Linked DNA regions of Homo sapiens: region 2 is linked to region 1. A link is a contact called in ENCODE Hi-C data. All regions are on one chromosome and are shown on one strand. Each heading gives the region's core, a stretch centred on a gene start or an enhancer-like site at or near the end of the contact. The rest is flanking DNA. Distances are from core to core; before and after follow the strand shown. Region 1 overlaps VIPR2 (vasoactive intestinal peptide receptor 2). Region 2 holds the start of ESYT2 (extended synaptotagmin 2).

What was found. A loop is a pair of places that touch in the nucleus more often than their neighbours do. Pooled maps may share reads with other maps.
Region 2: a map of ascending aorta shows a loop between it and region 1 (2.5-fold over the local background). The contact joins the promoter of ESYT2 here to the enhancer-like site in region 1. A Hi-C loop is called at or near these places in 2 of 168 maps with a recorded cell type or tissue (aorta and ascending aorta) and 4 of 50 pooled maps.

Annotation. Positions count from the first base shown.
Region 1 is chr7:159,088,944-159,096,526 of GRCh38, forward strand. All of the region lies in intron 4 of VIPR2 (vasoactive intestinal peptide receptor 2), which reads right to left. Among named protein-coding and RNA genes, the nearest start is that of VIPR2, 52 kb to the right of the region's middle. RefSeq lists an enhancer at 6,686-7,583. Within about 2 kb of position 4,653, at least 5 of the 41 ENCODE cell types and tissues checked have a DNase peak (open chromatin) inside an H3K27ac peak, as active enhancers do; they include ascending aorta, where a contact is called at or near this core.
Region 2 is chr7:158,824,706-158,832,288 of GRCh38, forward strand. ESYT2 (extended synaptotagmin 2) reads right to left here and starts at 4,804. Exons shown (of 23, transcript NM_001367773.1): 1 at 4,384-4,804. The coding sequence starts at 4,713. RefSeq lists enhancers at 3,578-3,647, 5,658-5,767 and silencers at 3,768-3,967, 4,048-4,097, 4,188-4,377, 4,428-4,527, 4,618-5,347.

The DNA.
Region 1 (7,583 bases), core at 3,403-5,902:
GTGGAATGGGAATAGCCTCAGGCCTCGGCTCCTCATCTGTGGAATGGGAATAGCCTCAGGCCTCGGCTCCTCATCTGTGGAATGGGAATAGCCTCAGGCCTCGGCTCCTCATCTGTGGAATGGGAATAGCCTCAGGCCTCGGCTCCTCATCTGTGGAATGGGAATAGCCTCAGGCCTCGGCTCCTCATCTGTGGAATGGGAATAGCCTCAGGCCTCGGCTCCTCATCTGTGGAATGGGAATAGCCTCAGGCCTCGGCTCCTCATCTGTGGAATGGGAATAGCCTCAGGCCTCGGCTCCTCATCTGTGGAATGGGAATAGCCTCAGGCCTCGGCTCCTCATCTGTGGAATGGGAATAGCCTCAGGCCTCGGCTCCTCATCTGTGGAATGGGAATAGCCTCAGGCCTCGGCTCCTCATCTGTGGAATGGGAATAGCCTCAGGCCTCGGCTCCTCATCTGTGGAATGGGAATAGCCTCAGGCCTCGGCTCCTCATCTGTGGAATGGGAATAGCCTCAGGCCTCGGCTCCTCATCTGTGGAATGGGAATAGTTCTTGTCTGGCAGTGTTGCGCATTAAATTTAGAATTTCATGTAAAGTGCTTAGAGCACAGTAAGCCCTTAACAACAACTATTATTATCATTATAACTAATATTATTAGCACATGCTAGATGTTCAATACATATTAGTGATTTCTGTCAGCAAGGAAACCTGAGACAAGTCTTTACATGCTTTACAACTCAGGTTTCTCCACTTGTAAAACAACAACAACAACAACAGCAAAAACCTGTCCCAATGTCACAAAAAGTGCACGGGACCCTAACAACTAATACCTCACTGGCTGTACACTGCATACAGGATGGCAGGAGGAGGCAGCATTTCTGTGAGAACAAGGCATTCCACATCTAGAAGATGCTGTGATTAGCAAGGATCACTGTGGGGAAGGGAGAAGTTACACGTGGAGAGAAAAGAAGAGCAAATCAGGACTTAAAAAATTACTGTGGATGAAAGGGGATGGCAAATCAAAAGCAAGGCAGGCACCAAAGGAGACACTTAGCACAGACATGCTGGGATCACGCACAGGGGCCACCTCTTGTGACCATCACAATCCCCGGTGACCTCAGCACAGACACGCTGGGACCACACACAGGGGCCACCTCTTGTGACCATCACAATCCCCGGTGACCTCAGCACAGACACGCTGGGACCACACACAGGGGCCACCTCTTATGACCATCACAATCCCCAGTGCCCTCAGCAGAGACACACTGGGATCACGCACAGGGGCCACCTCTTGTGACTATCACAATCCCCAGTGACCTCAGCACAGACATGCTGGGACCACGCACAGGGGCCACCTCCTGCGACCACTGCAATCCCCAGTGACCTCGGCACAGACACGCTGGGACCCACGCACAGGGGCCACCTCTTGTGACCATCACAATCCCCGGTGACCTCAGCAGAGACACACTGGGATCACGCACAGGGGCCACCTATTGTGACTATCACAATCCCCGGTGACCTCAGCACAGACACGCTGGGATCACGCACAGGGGCCACCTCCTGCGACCATTGCAATCCCCGGTGACCTCAGCACAGACACGCTGGGACCACGCACAGGGGCCACCTCTTGTGACCATCACAATCCCCGGTGACCTCAGCACAGACACGCTGGGACCACACACAGAGGCCACCTCTTATGACCATCACAATCCCCAGTGCCCTCAGCAGAGACACACTGGGATCACGCACAGGGGCCACCTCTTGTGACTATCACAATCCCCAGTGACCTCAGCACAGACATGCTGGGACCACGCACAGGGGCCACCTCCTGCGACCACTGCAATCCCCAGTGACCTCGGCACAGACACGCTGGGACCCACGCACAGGGGCCACCTCTTGTGACCATCACAATCCCCGGTGACCTCAGCAGAGACACACTGGGATCACGCACAGGGGCCACCTATTGTGACTATCACAATCCCCGGTGACCTCAGCACAGACACGCTGGGATCACGCACAGGGGCCACCTCCTGCGACCATTGCAATCCCCGGTGACCTCAGCACAGACACGCTGGGACCACGCACAGGGGCCACCTCTTGTGACCATCACAATCTCTGGTGACCTCAGCACAGACACGCTGTGATCACACACAGAGGCCACTTCCTGTGACCATTTTACCAAACCGGTAAAGCCTGGATTCCTTGGGAACCTACTTTGCCCCAGGAGCTCCGTAGAAGCATCGAATTGTGGTTTACGGAACTGGAGCAACACAAGTGAGGTTAATAGAGGGCTTTGCGCATGAAGCAGAAGATAAGCGCTGATGTCTCGACTGCTCGTGGGAATCCCCTGCTCATGGATGAGTCTGCGGCTGCCCCTTCTGAGCCGTGTCCCTGTATGGTAAAGTGTGGTCATGCAGCGCCTTATCCCATGGATGGCTGGGGGACTGAATGAGCTAGTCCATGCAGAGTTCAGCATGGTGCCAGGTGCTCTGTGAACGCTCAATAATTTATGCTATTTGGTGTGATATGATGATGAAAGGAATTTTTATAACGGAAGGGATGTGAAAGGTTGTGTAATCCCACAACTGCAGCCCTCCTTGCCTGCTTTGCACATGCCTGCCTCGCAGGGGGCCCAGGGAAAGCCCCGCCCTGCACGTCACTCCTCACACAGTCCGGTTCCCCCATCAGCAATAGCAGTGGGGGAACGAGGGGCCATGAGACCTGCCTGGCCTCCTCCTGTGGTTCCCGGGACGCGAGCACTGGTCGGTGCCACAGGAGGAGGCTGGAATACTCAGAGCTGCGGCTGGGAGCCTGCCTGGCCCTGAAGGCTGCTTCCTAGTCAGCTGGGCCTGGACCTGTCCTCCTTCCACGGGCCTGAGCAACCGCAGTTAGAAAAGCCACCTGGGCCAGGGGCAGGGGCTCATGCCTGTAATCCCAACACTTTGGGAGGCTGAGGCGGGCAGATCGCCTGAGGCCAGGAGTCTCTACTAAAAATACAAAAATTGGCCAGGCTGGTGGCGCACGTCTGTAGTCCCAGCTACTCTGGAGGCTGAGGCACGAGAATCGCTTGAACCTGGGAGGCGGAGGTTGCAGTGAGCCAAGATTATGCCGCTGAACTCCTGGGCAGCGGTTAGTCCCTCAGAAAACGGAGGTGAGAACCTCCCAGGGCTTTCCTGTGAAGACAGAGTCAGAGGCTGACGTGAGGGCTTCCCACCTGCACAGACTGCCCACCTCCGCCTGAGCTGTGGACTCTGCAGGCTGAGCCTGTTTTAAGCAAAAGGACACAGCAATGGACGGCTGGGGCCCAGAGCGAAATTGGCGAATCTGACACTCATGAAGCCGAGAGCACCAGGTGTGACAGGAGCGGGTCTTACCCTGTCCCCTCCAGATGGGCCCAGCCACCATGTTCTAATCTGAGGTCAGGAGGAGGGGACAGCGACCTGAGTACCCCATTTATCCTCTCCTCTGGGATTTTCTCCTCAAGATGACAGGGTGAGGAGGGGTTCTGGGTTCTGGTCTGGCACTGCCCTTTGAGATATTTATCTTCAAATATTCATTTCCTTTCCCATTTTAAACTGAAGAGTCTTGACTCATTCCAAATTGTACAGCCTCTGGCATCAAAATAACTTGAACCAGATCACCAAAATAACCTCCTTCCATGGGCAATTTCGGGATGCTTTTTGGCAGGAGGCTGTTTTCTTTTCTTTTCTTTTTTTTTTTTTTTTTTGAGACTGAGTCTCGCTGTGTTGCCCAGGCTGGAGTGCAGTGGTGCAATCTTGGCTCGCTGCAAGCTCCGCCTCCCGGGTTCGGCTGTTCTCAGAGATTTGTGTGTCTGCCAGAGGGAGGTGGTCGGTGTTTGCAACGTGGCTTTCTGCTTGGAAGGACTGTGGCTCCGTGTCTCAGAGTTCTGGGCCTTGGGTGTCTCATGGGCCTGGTGCTGGGCAGCAGCGTGGAGCTGCCAGCAAGAGCAGCCTCCCTTCTGCTCTCAAGACTCAGGCCTTGGGAACAAGGCTGTGACTGTTGTTACCCACACACGCATGTGAGTGTGCAGCCTCTCCGGGGAGAGTGGGTGACCTGGGGGAGTCAAGGCAGGTGGAACAAGCCATCCACTTCTGCACTGGTGCCGTCCACTCAGAGAACCCGTCTAGCAGCGGAGATGCTGCTCCCAAGCTGAGAGATGTGGTCCTGCGGGGGCTGGTGGGGGCAGAAGACATTTCCTCAAGACACTGGCAGTTACTGGAGGAAGGTGAGAGGTAAACGTCATTATATTTTTAAAAACACTGTAGACTTTGAGAACTTTGTGTGCTCATTTACTTTTCCTTAGGTTGAGACTGAAAACGTCAACACAGGAGGCTGGTCTCGTCCATCTTCTCAGAGGTCATCCTTCAGGGAAATGGGAAACTCAGACCAACCGTGTTTTAAGAAGCGTCCTTTAGTAGAAGTCAGGGCAGGCACCGCGGCTCCACGCTTACTTTCGAGGGTGCTGGCGGGTGTGGCTGGAGCTCACTCTCACTGCCGGAAGTGAGGAGCCTCTCCAACTCACTCAGGGGAGATTTTTAAAAATAGTCTTATTTCTCACAAAAATAACCACTTCCCTGGGCTGAAAACTCCCCTGGAGTCTGTCAGTGCAGAGCAGCGCTGGGCTCAGGATCCGAGATGGGAGCGAGGAGCTGTTCCACCCACAACAAGCAGGTGCCCACAGCGTCCCTGGGTCCAGACATGGAAGACCCCACAGCGTCCCTGGGTTCGGAGATGGGAGACCCCGCAGCGTCCCTGGGTCCGGACATGGGAGACCCCGCAGCGTCCCTGGGTCCGGAGATGGGAGACCCCGCAGCGTCCCTGGGTCCGGACAGGGGAGAGGCCCTGCAGCGTCCCTGGGTCCGGACATGGGAGAGGCCCCGCAGTGTCCCTGAGTCTCCTGGACAGCGGCCACCCCATGCCCAGTGCTGACGGGCGCCCCTCGTGACTCCCTCTTTCAGGGCTGGTGGTCATGTCTGCGTGATGGAAAGGGAGCAGGAAGCTGAAGGGTAGGATGGGGAACAGGCTCACATCTGTGATGGGAAAGTCTGCCTTGACCTCTCAAGGAAAGGCTCAATTTTTAGGGGAATGATTTCCAAATCATTTAAGAGGCCCCAAGAGGAGAGATGCAGAGGAGGGGATGGTCTCTCACTGCAGCCCTGGTCTCATTCTCCACAGGGGAGGCTCCTCCCCTCTGCTCCATCCCCATGGGAGCCAGGGCCTCGCCTCTGCCATCTGGGATGTGAAACCTGTGGCTTCACTTCCAGACTCAGCAGAGGAAGAGGCCACGGGGTCTCTGATGAGCACGTGGAATCTTGCCCCTTAAATCTTGCTGTCTGAGGAATGGGGACATCATTTAGACACAGGCCAGAGAGTGCCCAAGGCCCAAGGAAAGTTGAGCCCATGGCTGCTTCTGACATCAGCCACTAGCTAAGCTCAGCCCTCAGGAGCCCTTGGAGCCCCTGACCCGTCAGCCAGGGCTGGCACTCAGGAACCAGAGCTGCTGGGAGGCCCAGGTCGTGGCCACGTGCACAGGCACCGGAGACATCCTTGGGTGGCCTCCTGTTCCTCCTCTGAATAAGGGCTGGTTTCCCAGAGAAGAGTGTGCACTGCTGTTACCCCAAGTGAGCCTGCGGTGATAATTGCAGTGTGATTTTGCAGCTTCTTTGCAGGGTGGCATCCGGCTCTGGTGGTGACGTTTTAAAGACGAAGATCCTGCGTGTACACGGCTGTGAGGCAGACAGCCCGTAATCAGTGCGACTCCATGCCGTGCCACACACCTTATTTTAAGCCACGTGTTTCCTTTATGGTATGTCCAAGTTAGAGGGAGAACTTATTTTCTTTTAAAATCCAAACATGACATTTCTGAAGTATAGAAACAGAGACATTTGGAGCTTTTTATCCCATTGAGACCTAGTTCATGCACAGAGTTTAGGATTAAAAAAGGCAACTGACCTAGGAAGTGGGGGCCTTTGCTTTGCTAGCAAATATTTGTACTTTGCTTTAAAACATGTGCCTGGCAGATCTCCTGAACCTAGTCCCAAGGAGACATCAGATAGACCCCAGCAAAGCCACTTCGTGAAATGAGAGGGCTGAGGTCTCTGAGGGCATCACGGCCACAAAGATGGAGAGGGGCTAGGGAGAGTTCCAGATTAAAGCCGGGGAGCCACCACAACCACACACAGCGCACTATCCTGGCCTGGAGTCTATGAAATCGGAGCCGAGACAGCAAATCATATGACAGCATTAGTGAAAATGGGACATTTCCTAAATTTGATGACACTACTGAAGAGATTTAAGAGACCAGCCCTGCTTTTAGGGGATTCCTAACATTTAAGGGGTGAAAAGGCGTGTGTGCAAGTGACTGTGTGCTGCACACACCCAGTGTGAGGGCCGGGCAAATGCTCACAGCCGGTGACAGGGCTCACAGTCGGGGAACCTGGCCCTGTTCTTGCAACTAACTTCAAAACAGCTGCTAAGAAAGATACAGCAGAGAGAATGTGACAACTGAGTTTCCTCTTTGTACTGACAAAGTCTGGGGTTCAAAGGCAAAGCACGTATAAATTTAAGTGGTTTTTTTAGTACTTAAAATTTGATTTTTGTAAATATAAAACCAATATATTCTTATTTTTGAAAAAGCAGAAAATAGAGCAAAAGGACTATTAAGAGGGAGAACAGGAGTGTCACCGGAAGCCCCAGACTCAAGGCCCTGCTGTTCTGCCCCCTTGGCCGTTATCCAGCCCACGGTGGTCTCCACGAGCCCCTGCTCCTGTCCAGGCTCCAAATCACATCGACATGACAGTTGGTGCCGACCTGACAGGCAGTAGGTGAATCCCTTCAAAACTCTTCCTTCTCTCTTTTTTTTTTAAGTCTTTAACAGACCTCCCTAGAACCCTGAAATTTGGGTTTCCACACTTTCTTCAATACAGTTGTTTCTGAGGACCATAAATGCTGAGTCCTGAAGCATGTGCTGTGTGTCCTGGAGGGGCCAGTGTGGTGTGTGGTGTATGATCTGGAGGCTCCCCGGGGGCTCCTGGCAACAAGCTGCAGGACGCACACCTTCTCAGAACCAGCGCCCCTGCCCCACCCACCTGTGGAGCCCAAGAGCCAGCTGCTGGGTGCCCAAGCTGAACATCTGCCGCCCACATACAGACCTCCCCTTAAGGGGAGCAGCAGGGAGGCTGGACCCTTCCCCAGAGCACAATGCCGGAGGTCCCACCCAAGGCTGCCCAAGCCCAAAGACAGGCCTCCTATCCATCGAGGCCCGGAGAGTTTCAACCCCTGCCTGGGGCCACACACTCCTTCATGCAGAGCCTGGTGTGCAGACCCTGCTGCCTTGGATGGTCCATCCTGGGTCAGGCACGTACCTCCCCTCCTCCGGCATCGGCCAGCTCCATGCCCAGAAGCGCCTGGCGCACCGCTGTGTTTCCTACAGGTCCGCTGCCCTGTGCTGCACATCATCCTGGTGTGCTCCTCCATCCTTCCACCTTCCTGATCATGTGGACCTCTAATTCCTTCACCTTCATCTCCCTCCCATTAGGAGAATCTTCCCTAGCGGATTCCTTTA
Region 2 (7,583 bases), core at 3,554-6,053, 260 kb before region 1:
TTATCCATAGCAGCCATACAATCAGCATTTATTGGCAATAGTAAAAGCAGGATAGAGTCAGACTTTATCCTATGAAGAGATAATATTTTCAAATAAATAAAAATAGTAATGAAAAATTGCCCTTATTAATCTCTATAAAAACTCTTCAAGAATCTTCCTCACAGCCCTGAGCATGGTGGCATGCAACTGTAATCCCAGCTACTTGGGAGACTCACGTAGGTGGTTCGCTTGAGCCCAAGAGTTGAGCCCAAGAGTTCAAGCCTGGGGAACACAGCGAGAACCGCCTCTCTTTAAAAAACAAAAAAGGCTGGGCGCGGTGGTTCATGCCTGTAATCCCAGCACTTTGGGAGGCCAAGGCTGGTGGATCACCTGAGGTCAGGAGTTTGAGACCAGCCTGGCCAACATGGTGAAACCCTGTCTCTACTAAAAACACAAAAATTAGCCAGACGTGGTGACGGGCGCCTGTACTCCCAGCTACTTGGGAGGCTGAGGCAGGAGAGTCGCTTAAACCCGGGAGGCAGAGGTTGCGGTGAGCCGAGACCATGCCACTGCCCTTCATCCTGGGCAACAGAGTGAGACTCCGTCTCAAAAATAAATAAATAAATGAAATAATAAATAAATAAATCTTCTCTTCTTCACCCAGGGTAGTCTAATGGTCCAGGGCCCATTACCACAGGGTAGACACTTAAACAACAAAAAGCCCTGTCCTCAATTCATCCAGCCTGCCAGGCCTTTCCCCTAAGCAGTTGGAACATAACTGTTCATGGGAAAAGAAGTGAAGAATAACAACACTGTTTATATTAAAGCTGTAGGACCAAACTTACAGAATTATCACAGTTAAGTGAGAGCCATCTGTCACATCCTAATAGCCTCAATCAGGAACAGTACATATAGTTTCTCAAAGTATTAATACTCTTATCTCATTTCCATATCCAGCTTCAGTTTTTACTCAGTAAGAAGAAAAGCTGTCAGTGAATATATACAAAGGTGAGGTGAGGAAATTAGTATCTCCTTAATTCATGTTTTCCTATGTTTCCACTCTGCCATGAATTCACGGTTGTCAACGACACACTATGAAAACAAGTACAGCCTTTGGGATGTACAGATACATCTTGTTCAAGGCAAAATACCAGTCCAAAGTTCAGAAACCCCAAGCACCAATGTATGTATGGTAAAAATCAAGGTACTAGTAATATTGGCCAGGCATGGTGGCTCACACCTGTAATCCCCACACTTTAGGAAGTCTAAGTGGGAGGATGCCTCGAGGCCAAAAGTTTGAGACCAGCCTGGACAACGCGGTAAGAACTCATCTCTAGAAAAAAAAAAAAACAAAAACAAACCCAAAGTGCAAGTAATACTGAAATCTTAACTTTTCTTATTCATAGTTTCTTCTATTATTGATGTGCTTTGACCACCCCCACCACCCCTGCCGCGCAGCAGAATTTCAGGCACACTTCGAGACCATGCAACCTGCTGGTTTTATTATGAAAATAAAGTATATTACACTTTTAATAAATATCACAAAATAGATACATAAGTATAATTTAAAAGATATTTTTAAAATCTCTCTAAAACTGTCAACATAATCACTGTCAAGTTTCATGTGAATCCTTCAAGAAGCGTCTTAAGCATCCTAGGCACACTGAAGTTTACACATGTGGGATTATGAGCTCAAGTACAAATTTGGAATAAACAAGTAAAACATTCTGGAGAAAATATAAATTCTTCATGAGGTGAACACCACAGTTCATCAGTTTAAGTCACACAGATTAAAAACTTGAAAAGAATCTTTGGCTAAATTACTTTTGTATTTTTTTTTTTTTTAAAGAATTTCAGGCTGGGCGCAGTGGCTCACACCTGTAATCCCAGCACTTTAGGAGGCTGAGGCGGGTGGATCACGAGGTCAAGAGATCGAGACCATCCTGGCCAACATGGTGAAACCCAGTCTCTACTAAAAATACAAAAATTAACTGGGTGTGGTGGTGTGCGCCTGTAGTCCCAGCTATTCGGGAGGCTGAGGCAGGAGAATGGCTTGAACCCGGGAGGCGGAGGTTGCAGTGAGTTGAGATGGTGCCACTGCACTTCAGCCTGGCAACAGAGCGAGATTCCGTCTCAAAAAAAAAAAAAAAAATTTCAGTTCTTCAATAGGGCAGCAATTTCATCTGTACAGTCTGTGTGGCCGGGCGCGGTGGCTCACGCCTGTAATCCCTGCACTTGGGGAGGCCAAGGCAGGCGGAACACAAGGTCAGGAGTTTGAGACCAGCCTGGCCAACATGGTGAAACCCTGTTTCTACTAAAAATACAAAGATTAGCTGGGCGTGATGGTGCACGCCTGTAATCCCAGCTACTCGGGAGGCTGAGGCAGGAGAATCTTTTGAACCCTGGAGGCGGAGGTTGTAGTGAGCCGAGATCACGCCATTGCACTCCAGCCTGGGCAACAGGGAGAGGCTCTGTCTCAAAAAAAAAAAAAAAAGAAAAGAAAAAGAAAATCTGTGTTTCACAAAGATTTTTAACAAGCAAATTTGATATTAGCCAATAACCAAGTATCTATGAAAGTCAGCATCATCACTTCCTGCAAATTTCAGCACTGATAACATTGCTATGTTATCAATATAACATAGCAATGGATGCTAATGGACTCTGTTTTTAGCTACTTTTTAGTATTATGCATCTTAGTGTAATATAGACACAAAACGTCACTTTAAAGTCCTTTTCCATTTCCAAAGTGCACCTCCTCTGTTCTTAGTTTTCCCCACCTCGGTTCCTCTTAACTTCCTTTTTCTACACACCCCTCGGTTTTTCCCGCCGCTAGCTAAAAGCTGCACCATGCCAGTTACCTTGGTTCTCCAAATATGACTCCCTCATGCTCACCACGCATCGGCAGAACTGTACATTCCCAAGCTCCTTACATTATATTCTTACTCCAGTTGCAATATGACGTCACAAAGTAGCATCTACTACCTTCTTCTTGTCTTGGGCACGCCTCCTTTCTAATTCTTGTTTGCCATCTGTGTCATGCCTTACTTCTCAGGTGTCTCATGACTGGAAACAGGGACTTTTCTCCTCTAAGAGAAAATGACCCTTCCGAAACCCACTGCTGGTCACCTTCACCCCAAAGTTTATATTAAGCCTAATGGAAGAATCATTAAAATCCTTTCTTGCAGTGTGAAACTGTGAAGCCAAGTCATGGCTAAGAAAGAATTAGGGAATGACAAGAAAAAGATTTGAAGCCAACTCTTCGTGTCTATAGTCCATAAATATACGAGGTAGAGAACTGCCGGGTTAAAAATAAAATAATACCATGACTCTTGTTATTGCTGCAACTCTTCCAAAACTTCCTGCCACACACACACACATTCACACTGGATTCAGGTCGATCCCATATAAAAATGCTCAGTCTCACAATTATACTTGCAAAAAAACTGAAACAATCTTTCAATTATCTAATATCTCCACATCTTTCGAGAGACACTTACTGCCCTTGAAATGCGTCAGAAACAACCAAGACACGAGTGCGTCTTCTCCCGGTAGAAGAAAAAGTTAACTTCTCCCCCACCAGCTGTCATTACGTTTTTTAAAAAACAGAGAGAAGGAAAAGCTGAAGCCACCCGGAGCATTTCCAGGCCGGCAGGGCTTTGGGAATGCGCACGAGAATCGCGCTGGGCGCTCTGAGAGCAGAACCGGCCGCTCAGGCCCCTAAGGAGACCCCGCGGGCGGCACCAGGAGGAAGCGCGCGCTCCGGGCAGGGCCGCGGCCGAAGAGGGGGCGCCAAGCCCGGTACCTGCCGCTGGCGCTCGGGGTCTGCAGGCCGGGGGAGGGAAGCGGGCTTTGTGAAGAGGGGTCTCCGAGAAAGCCGCGCGGGACGGCGAGGGGAGGCTTCACGAGGGCAGACGCGCCCCGGACCCGGAGCCTGGGCGGGCGGGGAAGCGGAGAAGGGGACGCCCGACTTGGACGGAGGGAGGGCACGGAGCACTCAGGACTAGGGCGGGAGCGGCGAGCAGCGGGCGGCGGCCCCAGGCGGACAGGTTCGCAGGGAGTGGGCCGGAGGCCGGGGCGGGGCTGGGGTCTGCACTCGCCCTAGCGGGCAGGTCGCCAGCAGGCTGGGAGTCGGGGCCGGGGGGCGGGGCGGGGTCTGCACTCACCTAGGTTGGCAGGTCGCAGGAACCGGCCCGGGGGCCGGGGCTGGGGTCTGCACTCGCCCAGGCGGAAGGGAAGCGCCTGCCTGGACCGGGGTGGGTGGGGGACTACGAAGGCGGGAGCCGGGGCAGGGCTGGGGTCTGCACTCACCCAGGCGGCAGGTCGCGGGGAGGGGAGTGCCTGCCTGGACGAGGGGAGATCGGGACTGGTGGTCAGGGGTCGGGACGGGCAGGGGTCTGCACTCACCCAGGCGGGCAGGTCGCAGGCGCGCACCCCCAGGCGCACGACGCGCTCCTCGTCTTCCAGCAGCGCCAGCGCGCGGCACAGGCGCAGGGCCTTGAGGCCGCGGCTGCGGCGACACCAGGCGAGCAGCGCGAGCGCGAGGAGAACCCAGCTGAAGCTGAGCCCCAGGTAGCCCAGCGCGTACACGGGCAGCAGCAGCGCGAAGCTCCGCGCCAGCTGCGCCAGCAGCCCGGGCAGCTCCACGCTCAGCACGCCCCCGGGGTTCTCAGGCGCCGCGCGGCCCCCAGCCCCGCCGGCGCCCGCCTCCGGGCCCTCGCCCCGGGCGCCGCTCATCGCCCCGCAGTGCCGCGCTGCCCTCCCGGCCGAGGCGGGCTGGGTGCTCGCGCTGATCCCGGGCGGCTCAGCCCCGCGCCAGCGCCCCTCTGAGGGGACGCGGCTCCGCCGCACGCCCGCCTCCGCCCGGGACGGTGGCGTCATCACGCGGGGCGGGAGCGGCGTGGGCCTGGGGCTGGCACGTCACCGGGAGCGGGCGGGGTGGATACTGACGTCATCGCGCGGGGCGGGCCGTGGGCCGGGTCGGAGACTACTGGAGTGGGCCGGGCAGGCGCACGACGTCATCACGCGAGCGTTGTGTCTCGGCTGGCGGGAGCCGGGGACGGGAAAGGAGAGTGCTCGGTGCGTGGGCTGGGCGTGCCTGCGTCCCCTCGAGCCCCACGGGGCACCCTCCCCACTTGCCTGTGGCCTCGGAGCCCGCGGGCGGTTTTGGCTCGGCGTCGCGCCCCGAGGCGGCTTCCGGGTGCGTGGCTGCGCTCGCCGAGGCCCGGGAAGTTGCCGTCGTCAAACCCAAAGGCTGACCGCCTCTGGGAGCTGCTGGCAAACGTGGGGGTGCGCGGCCGCTGAGCGCAGCCGGGGTGGCGGTGGGATGAGAGGGCGGCGTCCCTGTTTGCGGTCATTTTGCGGCCAGGAGGACGGGTGAGAGGGCGCCGCCCGCCGGAGGTCGGACGGGCGCCGCTGGCGGGAGTCCTCCGGTATTTTTCGGTGTGAGGTTGCCTAGCCAGTGTGCAAGGTTGTGGCTTTTGCGGAGTCTCTCGGGACGGTCTTGTTATCGGGCATTCCGGCGTGAGAACGCTGCCTCTGGGGCCCTTCCCACCCTGCTTGTCAGGGTTTTAAACACAAACGACTCCGTTGTGACCTTGACAACTCTCACACAGTTCAGTTGGCTTTTAAGATGCCTTTAATCCCAAAAGTCCTCCCTGAGGGGTCTGGTAGTGCCGGGCAAAGACCACCGCAAGCGCCCAAGGGACGCTGTTGACACTCGGGAACTCCACCCCGGGCACCACGCAGCTTCGCCGAAGGTGTTAATATTGTGGCCAACTATGAATAGCTGTTTCAAACGACTAATTTTGGGCCTTTCCTGTGATTCCTGAGGTCACTTTTCAGTTAACTCAAAAACACAACTATTGATCACTTTACTTTCCAGTGAATTCAATCGAGTTAATTATATTTGTTCTGTAGTTTCTTTCAAGGAAACTCCAAGCCAAACAGTAGCAAAGAACATCCTACTTGACTGTTTTTGAGCATATTCAGTGAATTCCAAGGAAATTTTTACTGAATTTGTAACAGAGTAGGGCACTGGCAGGTACTGAATGAATAAACAAATGCCCAGAAGAAGCAGGGTCACCTTTACATAGGAATCTGTCTCCCCTCGTTCCTGCGTCTTCATAATTTTGTGTGCATATGTATGTGGAGATTATATCACATATGTAAAACATTGCAGAGTCTAAACTCTCAACTCCAGGCAAGGGCAGTAAACCCCAAGCAAGGAATGGAAGTGGTTTCCCTTTTCTTACTCTTCACAGTCCCTGGTTTGCTGCAGCAACAAATTATATTATGTAGATTGTAAATATGCAACCGGTTAATGCTCCTAACACCACCTTTCATTCAAAACTAAGCCTCAACACAAAAGCAAGTAATTGCTTTGTTGACACAGAAAGGAGCCTGAGCCTTTCTTTTGCAGCTTTCCTCTACTGGAAAATTGTAGGATCACATCCTACAAAGACTTGCATAAACATAAGCCACGTAAAAAATTCTGTAATCCCAGCACTTTGGGAGGCCGAGGAGGGCAGATCACGAGGTCAGGAGATCAAGACCATCCTGGCCAACATGGTGAAACCCCGTCTCTACTAAAAATAACAAAAAATTAGCCGCGCATGGCGGCGCGCACCTGGAGTCCCAGCTACTCGGGAGGCTGAGGCAGGAGAATTACTTGAACCCGGGAGGCGGAGGTTGCAGTGAGTCGAGATCGCACCACTGCACTCCAGCCTGGGCGACAGAGCAAGACTACGTCTCAAGAAAAAAAAAAAAATCCTGTGCCATGTGCCATCCAGTGGTTGACCCAAGGATGTAAACTAGATTGAAGAGAAGTTTCCATGTTGCATACCAGTCAGCCCAAGTGTCCTCAGCTTCCCTCTGTGTGAGCCCCGGGTTTCCAGCCCCTCCCTGTGGTTAATTGCCTGCAGAAAGCAGATCCTAAGGCTCTGCCACAGCTCAGTCTTACAGGTGTCTGGTCTGACTGCAGGTCCAGCTCGGCTCTTAGATTTTTGCTAATATTATACCCCTCAATCTCCTGTGACCTTTCATGACCCCTCCATCCTTTCCTTCTTGTAGACAAGGAGAAGTGCTGCTTTCTCTGGAGTGTCATTCCGAGTGCTCCGGTGCACAGCTGCGAAGTTCCAGCCTTCCTGGTTTCAGAGGAAAGTGCTATCTTGTGCTTAGGTTCAACTCTTCCTGCTTTTGGGTCCTCCCCCACACCTCTAAATACGTCTCGTTATGGAGGGTGGGAGCACGTGCTCTGCATCTCTTCAATTTGGAGGTTATACCAGCAAATTAAATATACTGGGGACAGTGAAAGCCAGGTTTCTTGCTGTTGGAGAAGGTAAAAACATGGAAGAGGGAAGGCTAAAAAGAACACTGAGGGATTGGATTGGAACTGGAAGTGGTAGTATGAACTCATTTTTTTAAAATATGTATATACAGATAGATATAAAGATAGCTGTATGTGTGTGCACACATGTGTAGGTATATGTGCATATAAACACAGAAATAGTTTCTAGTTCTGTCTGCTGAGTATCTAGATGCAATGGTACCCCAGTACCAGTGATCACAGCTAGCCCCCAGATCTTATCTTCTAAATAAGGTTTTCC